Regions from separate parts of the Mus musculus genome. Here regions 1 and 3 are each linked to region 2. The links are chromatin loops, found by intact Hi-C in ENCODE. Cell type or tissue: heart. All regions are shown on one strand. Links, peaks and the distances in the headings refer to the core of each region. The heading gives the core; the rest is flanking DNA.

What was found. Hi-C counts contacts between places; a loop is a spot of excess contacts. Peaks named below come from ENCODE experiments on the same cell type or tissue, not always from the same donor. Only the 100,000 strongest peaks of a DNase experiment are listed, where the experiment ranks them.
Region 1: it touches region 2 in a loop (2.4-fold over the local background); 3 of 42 quality-filtered maps call a loop at or near these places.
Region 3: a loop joins it to region 2, with 2.4 times the contacts of the local background. A loop is called at or near these places in 2 of 42 quality-filtered maps.

The regions. Positions count from the first base shown.
Region 1 is chr6:121,189,961-121,193,508 of GRCm38, forward strand. It overlaps Pex26 (peroxisomal biogenesis factor 26), which reads left to right. Exons shown (of 5, transcript NM_028730.6): 4 at 141-287. Among named protein-coding and RNA genes, the nearest start is that of Pex26, 8.1 kb to the left of the region's middle. In heart, for the core only: no CTCF peak of the experiment used is centred there; a DNase peak (open chromatin) is centred at 1,806.
Region 2 is chr6:121,336,561-121,340,108 of GRCm38, forward strand. Slc6a13 (solute carrier family 6 (neurotransmitter transporter, GABA), member 13) reads left to right here. Exons shown (of 15, transcript NM_144512.3): 14 at 255-425; 15 at 734-1,161. The coding sequence ends at 856. Among named protein-coding and RNA genes, the nearest start is that of Slc6a12, 4.2 kb to the right of the region's middle. In heart, for the core only: a CTCF peak has its summit at 1,767 (motif pointing right); a DNase peak (open chromatin) is centred at 1,781.
Region 3 is chr6:121,471,512-121,475,059 of GRCm38, forward strand. Iqsec3 (IQ motif and Sec7 domain 3) reads right to left here and starts at 2,167. Exons shown (of 14, transcript NM_001033354.3): 1 at 1,514-2,167. The coding sequence starts at 2,052. In heart, for the core only: no CTCF peak of the experiment used is centred there; a DNase peak (open chromatin) is centred at 1,710; H3K4me3 peaks cover 970 bases; H3K27me3 peaks cover 2,090 bases.

The DNA.
Region 1 (3,548 bases), core at 512-3,011, 150 kb before region 2:
AAATCAAACAAACCTTTCAGTATTTCCTTTTGAACTACTTAGTGAACTGTGCAAGGAAACCATTCTCACTCGGTTTGGATGGACTCTCCAGATCTGATTTGCCTGACTCACCCTGCCATGATGCTCTGTCCCCCGGCCAGGTTCGTTCTCCCAGAAGTTGCTGTCGCTGCTGATGCTGCTTCGCCGGCTCTGGGGCTCCGTGGTGAGCCACCTCCTCTCGCAGCCCTTCAGAAAGGGCCTCCTGGCTGCCTTGATCCTCTGCCTCTTGATTCTACGGTTTGACCCAGGTGAGTGAAGGGCTGTGGCAGCAGGGTCCCTGGGAGCAGGTGCGGCCTGGGAGGGAGCCACCTCCTGTGACATTGAGCCTCCTCCACAAAGAACAAGAGTCTGCCTCCCCTGGAGCAGGGACCAGGCCTAGAACCTAGAGAGCAGTTGGAGAACATTTCCTTGCCGCCCTGCATGCTGATGGATTCACCCAGGCACTGTTCCGTCTAGGGGCGACCTCTAGTCAGAATGTAACATTAAGAAGCTTCCTTCTCCCTGTTCCTCCTCCTCCTCCCTCCCCACCGTTTTCTCTTGAAGAAGTTATCTGTGAGTAAGGGAGATTGTCCCACAAGGAACCATCACAGAACCTCACTGGACAGGCCTTAGCCTGCTCTCCCGAGTGCTTCTCCTGTCCTCAATTCCCTGGGCTCCCTCTAGCCCAAGCTACACAGCCACAGAGCCTGCCTCCTCTCTCATGAGGGGCTTCTGGCTGCCCGTGCACTCAGATTTCCACAGGTGAGCCCCGGCTTGTGTCCACCGAAGGCCATGTCACGAAGAGCAGTATTGGAGAGGCTCTGGCTTTTGATCAGCTATTGTAAAATAGGCATGGGAGCCAGGCGTGGTGGCGCACGCCTTTAATCCCAGCACTTGGGAGGCAGAGGCAGGTGGATTTCTGAGTTCGAGGCCAGCCTGGTCTACAGAGTGAGTTCCAGGACAGCCAGGGCTACACAGAGAAACCCTGTCTCAAAACAAAACACAACACAACAAAACAAAACAAAACAAAACAAAACAAAACAAAACGGGAGCTTCCTGGAGGTAACACCTAGAACAGTGTGTGTTGATCCAAGCGTCTTCTGGCTAGCGTGACCCTGAAATTGTAAATGGAAGTCTGATGCATTTTAGAAGATGTGGGGAAAATTTTTGAAACAGCTAAATGATATTCTGGTTTATAGAATTTTCCCTGAAAATTGAGCCTTTGTGTGATTAATCTCTTCTGCCTCACTGTGAGGTGGAGGTGAGACTTGGGGGAAAAACACCTGTGTAGTGGTCACTCTGATTCGGAGACACTGGGCCACCGTTAGGTGACTGCCATTCGAGAAACATCCTTTCCCACTTTAGAAAAAAAAAAAGTCTTGCTGCATAGCGTGGAGTTTCTGCCTCCCAGATGCCGGGCTCCCCAGTGCATCACCAAGCCCGGCTTCTGCTTTACCCTCTGGGGGTGGTTAACTACTTTTCTCAAGAATTTAGATGTAGGACAGGATTATGCAACTTTCAAAACCAAGGAGAAATGAGAAACCTTTCATTTTCTTTCACCGTTGGTTGAGAAATCTAATTACCAGAGCAACTAGACCAGAGCCTCACAGTTTGCCTGGTTCTAAAGCTGCCACCTTTAACTTTAGGTACCTGTTTCCCTCACTTCCCCTCGCCTTTGTTGGACCCTGAGCAGGAATGTCCCCTCTGGACAGCTCTGTTGGTTATACAGGAAAGCCACCAGCAGCTTCCAGTGACAGAGCAGAAATGACGGGTGGGCAGACACACCCAAGTGGGAAGCTGGCAAAGGGAAGTGATTTCCTGGCTGTCCCAGACTCTCTGCTTTGCATACTTGATAAGACTTCCCCTTAACCCGGGTCTCCTAAACAGTGGCGAAGAAAGCCATTCAAACTTGGGTGTGTACTGAGCAGCTCAGAGCTTCCTCACCTGGGTGCAGGGAACTTGGGAGAAGGAGGTCAGTTACTTTAAAGAAAAATAACAGGTGTGGAGGGCTGGGGTGAGAGTTAGGTAGCATATGGCATACGTCCACGTATGAAGGACTGGGTTTCCTCCCCAGCCTTAGAGGAATAAGCACCTTTCTTTCTTCCCCCTGCTCCCACGTGTATGTGAGTGTGTGAGTGTGTGCAAGAGTGCACCAGCAAGTGCAGATGTTCACATGCTTGCATGCTAGAGGTTGATGTTGGCTACTCCAGATGATGATGATGACAATGATGGCAATGATCATGACAGCCACCAGGGATTAAGACGAGGGCCTCATACTGGCAAGCGCTTTACCCACTGAGCCATCTCCTTGGCCCTAAATGCTGCTTCCCTCCATTTAGAGGGGCAGGTCTGTGTGTGTCCCATGGCCTTGCCCAGGCTGGCCTCAACCTCGAGTCCCAGCTGGGGCTCCTGTCCCAGCTTTCTAAGGTGCTGGGGTATTTTTTCTGTTTAAGAAAGAAATATGCATTCCTTACTTGAGAGGCCAGGGCTGAGCTCAGACCCACGCTTGCCTGCTATGGACTAAGGCCTGGGTTCAGTTCCCAAGCACCACCTAGAACCTGGCGAGGTGGCTCACGCCTGAAGTCCCAGCATTAAGAGAAGAAAGCAGAAGGCTCAGCTTGGCTATCCTTGCCTGGGCTACATGAGACCCCGTCTCAAGCAAAGTAAACCAACCTCCCCAAGTCAAACCAACACAAAGGTAGAAATATGTATTTCCTGTATGTTTGTTTTTAAAGTCTATAATCCAGACAAGGAAACGAAACAAATGGTAGAGTTTTCTTTATGTTCACTGTAGTTAATTTGTGGTAAAACTGTCACAGGGCTCCAACCTGAAAAGCAAAGAAAGGCGCAAGTGTAGTGAAAGTTCCAGATGGCTCTCCCCGCGGCAGCCGCTGCTGTCAGTGGTATTAGTTATTTCTTTCGGGAAGTAGAGTTGAGGCTTACTAGACTTTTTTTTTTTTAGACTTAAAAAAATATGTATGTGTGTGCACCATATGCATTCCTGGTTTTCTTGGAAGCCAGAAGTGTTGGATCCCCTGGAACTTGAGTTACAAATGGTTGTGAGCCTTTAGTGTGGGTTGTGAGCCTTTAGTGTGGGTTGTGAGCCTTTAGTGTGGGTGCTGGGAACTGAACCTAGGTCTTTGTAAGAGCACCAAGTGCTTTTAACTACTGAGCTATCTCTCCAGCCCCAATTACAAATTTTAATAAAGGCCTAAGCATTCGAGTTAAGAAAGAGGCATTTGGAAGAAAGCAAGACACACCTGAGACACACCCAAGACGGAAACATAGTGGAGACTTCTCAGAGTCACCCGTGGCTGTGTAACTATCAGAAAGATTAAGATGTAATAAATCAGAACTTTTTCTCCCTAGAATATTTAAAGTTACTGTAATTCAAGTGGAGAAAACCTCTTAGAGAAAGAGAAGTTCCTTGTTGTTGGAGAGGCTGTGACTAGCAGGAGGCCTGGATGTGTTTTCTAGCTACCATGGAGGGGCCGAGGGAAGAACACTCATGATGGTCTCTCCCTTCCCTA
Region 2 (3,548 bases), core at 396-2,895:
CATTGGGACTCTTGGTGCGAGAGATGGCACACAATTAAGTCCTTACTAGAGCGACTGAGGAGAGAGACAGAGGGTGTACCCTGGACATGCTACCCAGGAATGGATTTTGAGCAGAATGTGGGTGGAGCTTGGCGACTGACTGACCTAGATAAGCACCTTGGCATGCTGGGAGAACAAACTCTACCGGGCAGCTGTGGGGGTGGGGTGGCTGATGGGGCTCCAACAAAACCTCTTCCTCTTCCGTTTTACTGCAGGCGACCTTCCTGTTCTCCCTGATCAAATACACGCCACTGACCTACAACAAGAAGTACACGTACCCATGGTGGGGGGATGCCCTAGGGTGGCTCCTAGCTCTGTCCTCCATGATCTGCATTCCTGCCTGGAGCATCTACAAGCTGAGGACTCTCAAGGGCCCACTCAGAGAGGTAGGAGGAAAGCAGTGGGGGATGGGAACCTCACTGGATGGCAGGTGGGTTGCTATTGACGGGGGGTGGGTTGGGGCGGGGGTGAGGAGCTGGAGTACAAAGGGACTACCCAGTCCGGTGTGGGTACCAGAAATCCAGAGGACGTGTACTTGGGAGTCTTAAAAAGGGACACAGGATAACTGCAAGACCCAAGCTGTGACTATGGGGTTGGCAACTGGAAGCAGACTATAGCAGAGAAGGCAGACAGACATTTGTAATGAGAGATGCTGCCAGACACCCATCCCTTACAATGACACCTGTTCTTTCAGAGACTTCGCCAGCTCGTGTGCCCGGCTGAAGACCTTCCCCAGAAGAACCAACCAGAGCCAACTGCTCCTGCGACACCGATGACATCCCTTCTCAGGCTCACAGAACTGGAGTCTAACTGCTAGGGCCAGGGCCTTTGACACACCTGTGAGCCTGGCTGTGGGGGCAGCTATAGAGGCAGAGGGGCGGAACTACCCCTCTGTGGTGGGGCAGAAAGACGAAAGGGGGTATTTGGGACTCACCTTCTGAACTGGGTACCTCCTATCTTGATGCCCCTATTCCAGGGTGGTCCACACATTGTGACGTGCCCGAATCAATAACATCCCATTGAGGCAGCTTGGGAAGCCCAGGGAGGGCTGGGGAGGCAAAAGCCTGGCTTGTTGCTGGGCCCTCTTCCTTCCATGTCATTAAATCCAACTTCCTCTCACAACTGCTTGCCAAATGCCTGGTTTCTGTCCTCTGTTCATACCTGTTCCCTGTTCATTATAGCATTGTGGCTCTAGGGTCCTGCCTCTCCCTACCTCTTACCAAGTTCTTATGAGCCACATAGCAGGTGTGGTTGCTGTGGTGTGGGAGGTAAGGCAGATGATGGGACCAGGTGATGGGGCCAGGCCATTGTCCTCCATCACACATTTGGATTGAAGGAAGGGGACCCTCCTCTCTCCACACTTCCCTAGAGTGTCATGTATGGTCCTGTATGATCCCCACCCCCACTTGCCACCACTGTTCCGTGCTCCTCTCCTCTAACCTCATCATGATATTAAAAAAAAGGGAGACAGAGGGAAGGACAAAGGGATCAGGCCCTGGTTACAAAAAGAAAGAAGACAGACTAGCAGCAGTTTCTTTCTGTTCCCATGGCCCCTGCTGTGTCCCTGCTTGTCAACACTGTCCAGCTGATGCAGGGGGATGAGTTGATGCAGGGTGAGAGAGGGTGGCCAGCCAGACCAGAGGGGCCTTACAGAAGAGGTCCTGCCCAGACTCTACCAGTAGAGGGACTCCTCAGACAGTCTTATTCTCCCTAGCAAGAGATTCAGATATGGGGTACTGTCACTTCCAGATGCGACCACAAGGGGGTGGCACTGTCATGTCCTCAGTCCCAAGTGTCAGGTTTGAGCTTAAGGGATGGACCAACCCTTAAGATCTAGCTTTCAAGAGACTCAGGCAGGAGGCGGGCCCAGCTCTAGGATGTTGCCTGGAGGTCAAAGCAAGGCCCCCAGGCATGCCTTAGCAACCAGCCTCTAAGGGGGTGGGGAGAAACTCCAGTTGCTGTTTGTGTGCTGTAGAAGTGGATGAAACATGACTCTCTCCCCATCTAGGGAAAGGTCTACCTGAGTCTGCAGGTTCACCTGGGGTCCTCTGCTGTGGCATGACAGCATGACGTGACTAAGTGTCCTATGACTCTCTGAGCTGTTCAGGCTCCGCCCCCACCCCGGGTGTTTTTTCAGCTTGTGACATGTCAGTTTCAAGGGAAATGTTTTGAAATCTTTGCCAGTTTTCCAGTCTTGTGTTGGAAGAGTCTGTAGAAATCAGGGACAGTGGTCCTCCTGACTCTGTGGGGAGCCTGGACTCTTTCTCCTAGGTGATTTACTCCGTGGATACAGGCTTGGTCACAGCATTGCAGGTTTAATGTGCCCAAGCCTAGGGTTCTACACAGCTCACCGCCTCACCTACCTGACCGTGTTTCTACAACGCCTATGGCTACAAGGTTATAATGCACTTACTACAAACATGGGCAGAAGCAGAATTCAACCCATTTCTTTTATCTCTTAATACAGGGTCTCACTATTAGCCTTGGCTGGCCCGGAGCTTGCCTTGTAGAGCAGGATAGCCACTTGCCTCTGCCTCCCTAGTGCTGGGATTAAAGGTGTGCGCCACGATGTCTGTGTCAGTTTCCTTGAATGAACTTGGGGCTTTGAGAGGGAGTCACAGAAGGTGGAGGGAACCTGGCAGGCAATTCTGAGCGTACGCGATCTGCCTCTCTGCCCACTCATTTGCTCAGAGTTTTAGAAATATGCTGAGGAAATGAGATGGCTCAGTGATGGTCATGTGAGCCCCACTTATCAGAGTCCCAAATGGTGGCATCTACAGTGTGAAAACCACGTGTTGGTGCTTCTCTGATGTGTCTGCTTCATGGACTGTCTCAGTAGAAACCCCTTGGAATTCACATTCAATTTTCAGATGTGGATAACTCCATGTATCCTGCCCACACAGTTTTATGACAGGGATCAAATGAAGTCAGGGGCCCAAGTATTCTTTTAGTCCGGTTTTGGGTTCAAGCGAGGGAGATAAATGCTGGCTGACAGGCGGAGATGATGGAGATTTGAGAAATGTGGCTGGTGTGCTCAGAGTCTGTCAACACTGTTTCGTTTTTGCTTTGTTTTGTTTTGAAACAGGACCCCAGTCTTAGCTCAGGCTGTCCTTGAACTCACTATATAGTTCAGGGTGGCCTTGAACTCACAGAGATCCTCTTGCCTCAACTTCCCAAGTGTTGAAATTATAGATGTGAGCGACCAAGCCTAGCTATAGTCAGAGTTGGGAGCTATGGTACTTGAGTTTGGCTTTGGCTGAGGTAGAGGCATAGGTGAGGTGAAGGACTGAGGATAGCTGTGTCCCTATCTGTATGGGGCAGAGACTGGATCCTGCAGTTCCCCAAAGAAAGCAAGGCAGGGAGGGGAGGCTACACAGAGAGGTCGGCAGGCAAGCACTAGGAGAGATAATCTGAGTGCAGGAGGCAGAAGCATAGGGGAAACTGGCACCTGAGAAGATGCCCATGGCACCAGGAAGGCACTTACTAATCCCTGAGCCCACTAGGCTACC
Region 3 (3,548 bases), core at 512-3,011, 140 kb after region 2:
TCAGACCAAGGGGGGAAAAAAAAGACAGCCATAAAACTGAAAGACAAATAGGCCACGGAGGATTTTTTTGGGTCTTGAATCAGATGCTTCAGGTCTATCAAGCCAGGTCATCCCTGAGCTTCTGTGCTTCTGTCCAAACCTACCCTGTGATCAAGCATGCCTACTTCACCTTTTAAACTCCACTTTGATGGGAGAGGAAAGTGAGGTAGGGGGCAGAGAAGAGGTGAGCTTTTAAGTGATGCAGCCAGTCTTCACAAGTGTCTTCCAGACATAAAGCACATGCAAATAGAGATGAGGCACTCGGCGGCTCTCCTCACTTGCCCCTCCCTCTCCTGTAGCATCACACCATGAAGGCCACTGCTAACCAGGTACTGATTGCCACGGGGCTGTTCTTCTCTCGCCTGTCTAAAAAGAAGCAATACTGACAGCATCGCCAGGCTCTTTCAATACAGAGGAGAAAACGTTCCAGCCCCCTTTATCTCATCCTCCCACATTCCTATACCATGGACCTCACAAGTGAAAAGAAATCTTGAGGCCCTAGACTCTGCGTGGGGACAATTAATATTTCTCCTGGAATCCAAGATGAGGTTTCCTAATAACCAAAGGGAAACAAGGCTTGCCATAAGAGGCCACCACAGAGATTTATAGAGGCATTACATTCAAGAAACTGCTTTCCAGCTGTCTCTGATCTCATTGTTCTCTTCCCATGATTTGAACCCAGATAAGCTTCTGAGTCAGTGGAGAGCTCCAGCCAGGTGAGTCCTCAAGCTGAAACAGAGACATCCAGGAGTCTGGAGGGTTGTTTCTGCGTATGCCTTGGCACTATAGAGGCTCAGCATAAAGATGTTCACTTGGGTCAGAAGGGAGAAAGCTTTCCCAAGTGAGCCACTCCTGGCTCTGACTCCCACTGCATCAGATAAAGAGCCAGCTCCTTCCCCTGGGCAGCGCTGTCTCCCACCATTCATCTTCCTGTATCCAGCTCCCCTGCCTGTTCCCGTTCCCCCCCCACCTCCTGTCCTTTGCTTTATCCTACCCACTCTAATCCTTGCTGCTGGACCCCAGCCCCTATAAAGCGCTTAAACTTCCTGATCAAGTCTGTTTTGGTGTCTCACTCTTTATTTAAACAGTTGTACTATGCAAACTCACTTCCGAATTTTTCCTAGCTTAAATCCTTCAATGGTCCCCTGCTTTGGCTTAATTTTTTTGCCCCCAACTTCCTCCCAATTTTATCTCCCTTAATTTCTGGAAGTTATCATTATCCCCAACCAGTTAAAGCCCATTCCTCTCATTTTTTGCTCCAAAGATGGTCCAAATACTTCCTTTGGCTCCAACCACCACAGACCTTCCAACGCGGATCTCAAGCCCTCCTTTGCGGGACTCTCCTTGACACATTTTTTTACCCAAGGCATTTTTGCCCGCTTCACTTCACAGTGCTCAAGTCCTTCACTCTTACACACAGATTTCCCATTTCCTCACACCCACTTGCTTCTCCCACCTCCTTGTCCCCACTCACTCGGGTCTCCTGCTCAGGACGCCCTTGCCGAGGGCGGCGGGGGATGCGTGTTGAAGCAGGGCTCCCGCGGCAGCACAACAACTCGAGGGACGCTCCTTCTCCTTGTCAGCTATGGCCCCGGGTGCCACCGGGTGCTGGTGGGGCGACTGAGGAGTCTGAACCCTGCTGCTGGGTGCAGGTTGGGGCTGCGCCAGGAGCTGACCGTGGTGCTGAAGCGGCGGCTCCGGTGAAGCGGGTATGAGCTGTCCGTGGTCCTGAAGCGGTTCCTGGGCCGCAGCGGCGGCCGGAGCAGTGACTGCAGGAGCAGGCAGTGGGGCAGACGGCGGCGGGGGAACCAGCCCAGGCGGAGGCTGGGCTTGCAGCAACTGCTGGTGTTCCCACAGGCTGCGGTTCTCCGCGCTCAGCTCGTCTAGACGCCGCTCCAGCTCATCGATGCGCTGGCGCTGGGTATGGATGAGGCTTTGCTGGTTCTGCACGATGGCCGTGAGCTCCTTGAGGTAGAGCACGGCGCGCACCGGGTTCTCCAGCAGGCTCTCCATGCCGCCCGCCGCCGCCTGCGCCCTGCCTGCGCCTAGGCGGGCGGCGGGGAGCGTGAGCGCGCAGGAGCCCAGCAGCCCAGCAGCTCTGGCGGTCGGTGGCCTCCCTCCCTCTCTCTCCCTCCCCTTCCCGCCGTCGCCTGCGCGTCACCGCCACACAGGCATTCGCACACGCACTGAGGGGCGGACCGGCGCCAGGGCCCACCTCCCACCTCTGGGCTTCGTGAGGAACCCTGCTTCCCGCGGGGGCGTAGGAGAGGCGGGTGGGGATGGGGAGCAGAGGGGAAGAGGCTGGGTCGAGCAAAATACTCTATGAAAATCCAGGATGGAGATCAGTCCTACCAGGGAAGAAGGAAGAGCCAACCCAAGCAGAAGCGCTGGGAAAGTGCTATAGAACTAAGACAAAAAGGAAGCCGCCAGAGAAAGATGAAGAATAAAGGAAGCTGCCAAAGACATAGAGAAGTACAGGCACCCAGCTCTAAAAGGTCACAGTCACGTTTTCCTGTATCTAGGCACCTCAGAGGCAGGGCCCATTTTTAAGACCTTCTAGGGAGGAGACACACCTGCCTTTTTGATGCTCAACAATTTGCTCTGTAGGATGTCCGTGAACAGTTATGAGACCCTAGAGAACAAGGCGTGTGTCTGTTGCTTAGTTCTGGCGGGGGTAAGTTAAGGCAGGAAGGCTGCACATGCAGGGATTTTTCTCTGGAAATGAGATCTCATGGCTCTTTGGACCTCTCTGACAGGAACAGAAACCAAATAGAACCTCTGAGGTTCCCGCTTCCAGAACCTTCTGAAGCAACCATTCTTTTTGACAGTTAGGAAGCACATGCAATTAGTAAATACTGGACTAGGAGATGATATAATAAAAACTACCAGGATGGATTTGTTGGCTTCTTGTAGCTTATAAGCAGTGGATCAAAGACTTAATAATTAATTTTGAAAGGTGGGAGTAAGACAGAGCTGTGATCAGAGTGTTGTAGGAGTCACCAGTCTGGGGATCTCCGGAATGCTTCTTGGAAGAATTAACATTTGAGGAGGGAGGGGTTTTCCTGGAAGCTCAGAGACATGAATCAACATGGAATTATCTGTTAATTTTTCAGTTTTTGCACATAACATCCACTAGATGCAGCATTATACTAGGTCAGCCAGGAGGAAAATTAAGGCAGGAAGGCTGCTAGGGCTAGATTTTTCTCTAGAAATGAGGTCTCAGGGTATTTGGAGTAATAATTCATATGCAACAGTGTGCGCTCATTCTGACTACACAGCTCCGTGGATTTTGACAGTATACACCCGATCGCTCATCACTACAAACAAAAAAACTGTTACGTGTAATAAGCACCCCTCTGCTCTGTTCAACTTCTTGTCCCCAGCCCCAGCTAAGCACTCATCTGCTTCCTCTAAACACACATTAGTTTTGCCTGTTGTGGAATCTAATATTAACGAAGTCACATAATGTATACTTGCTTGTGTCTGATATGTATGTGGTCCCTCCATTC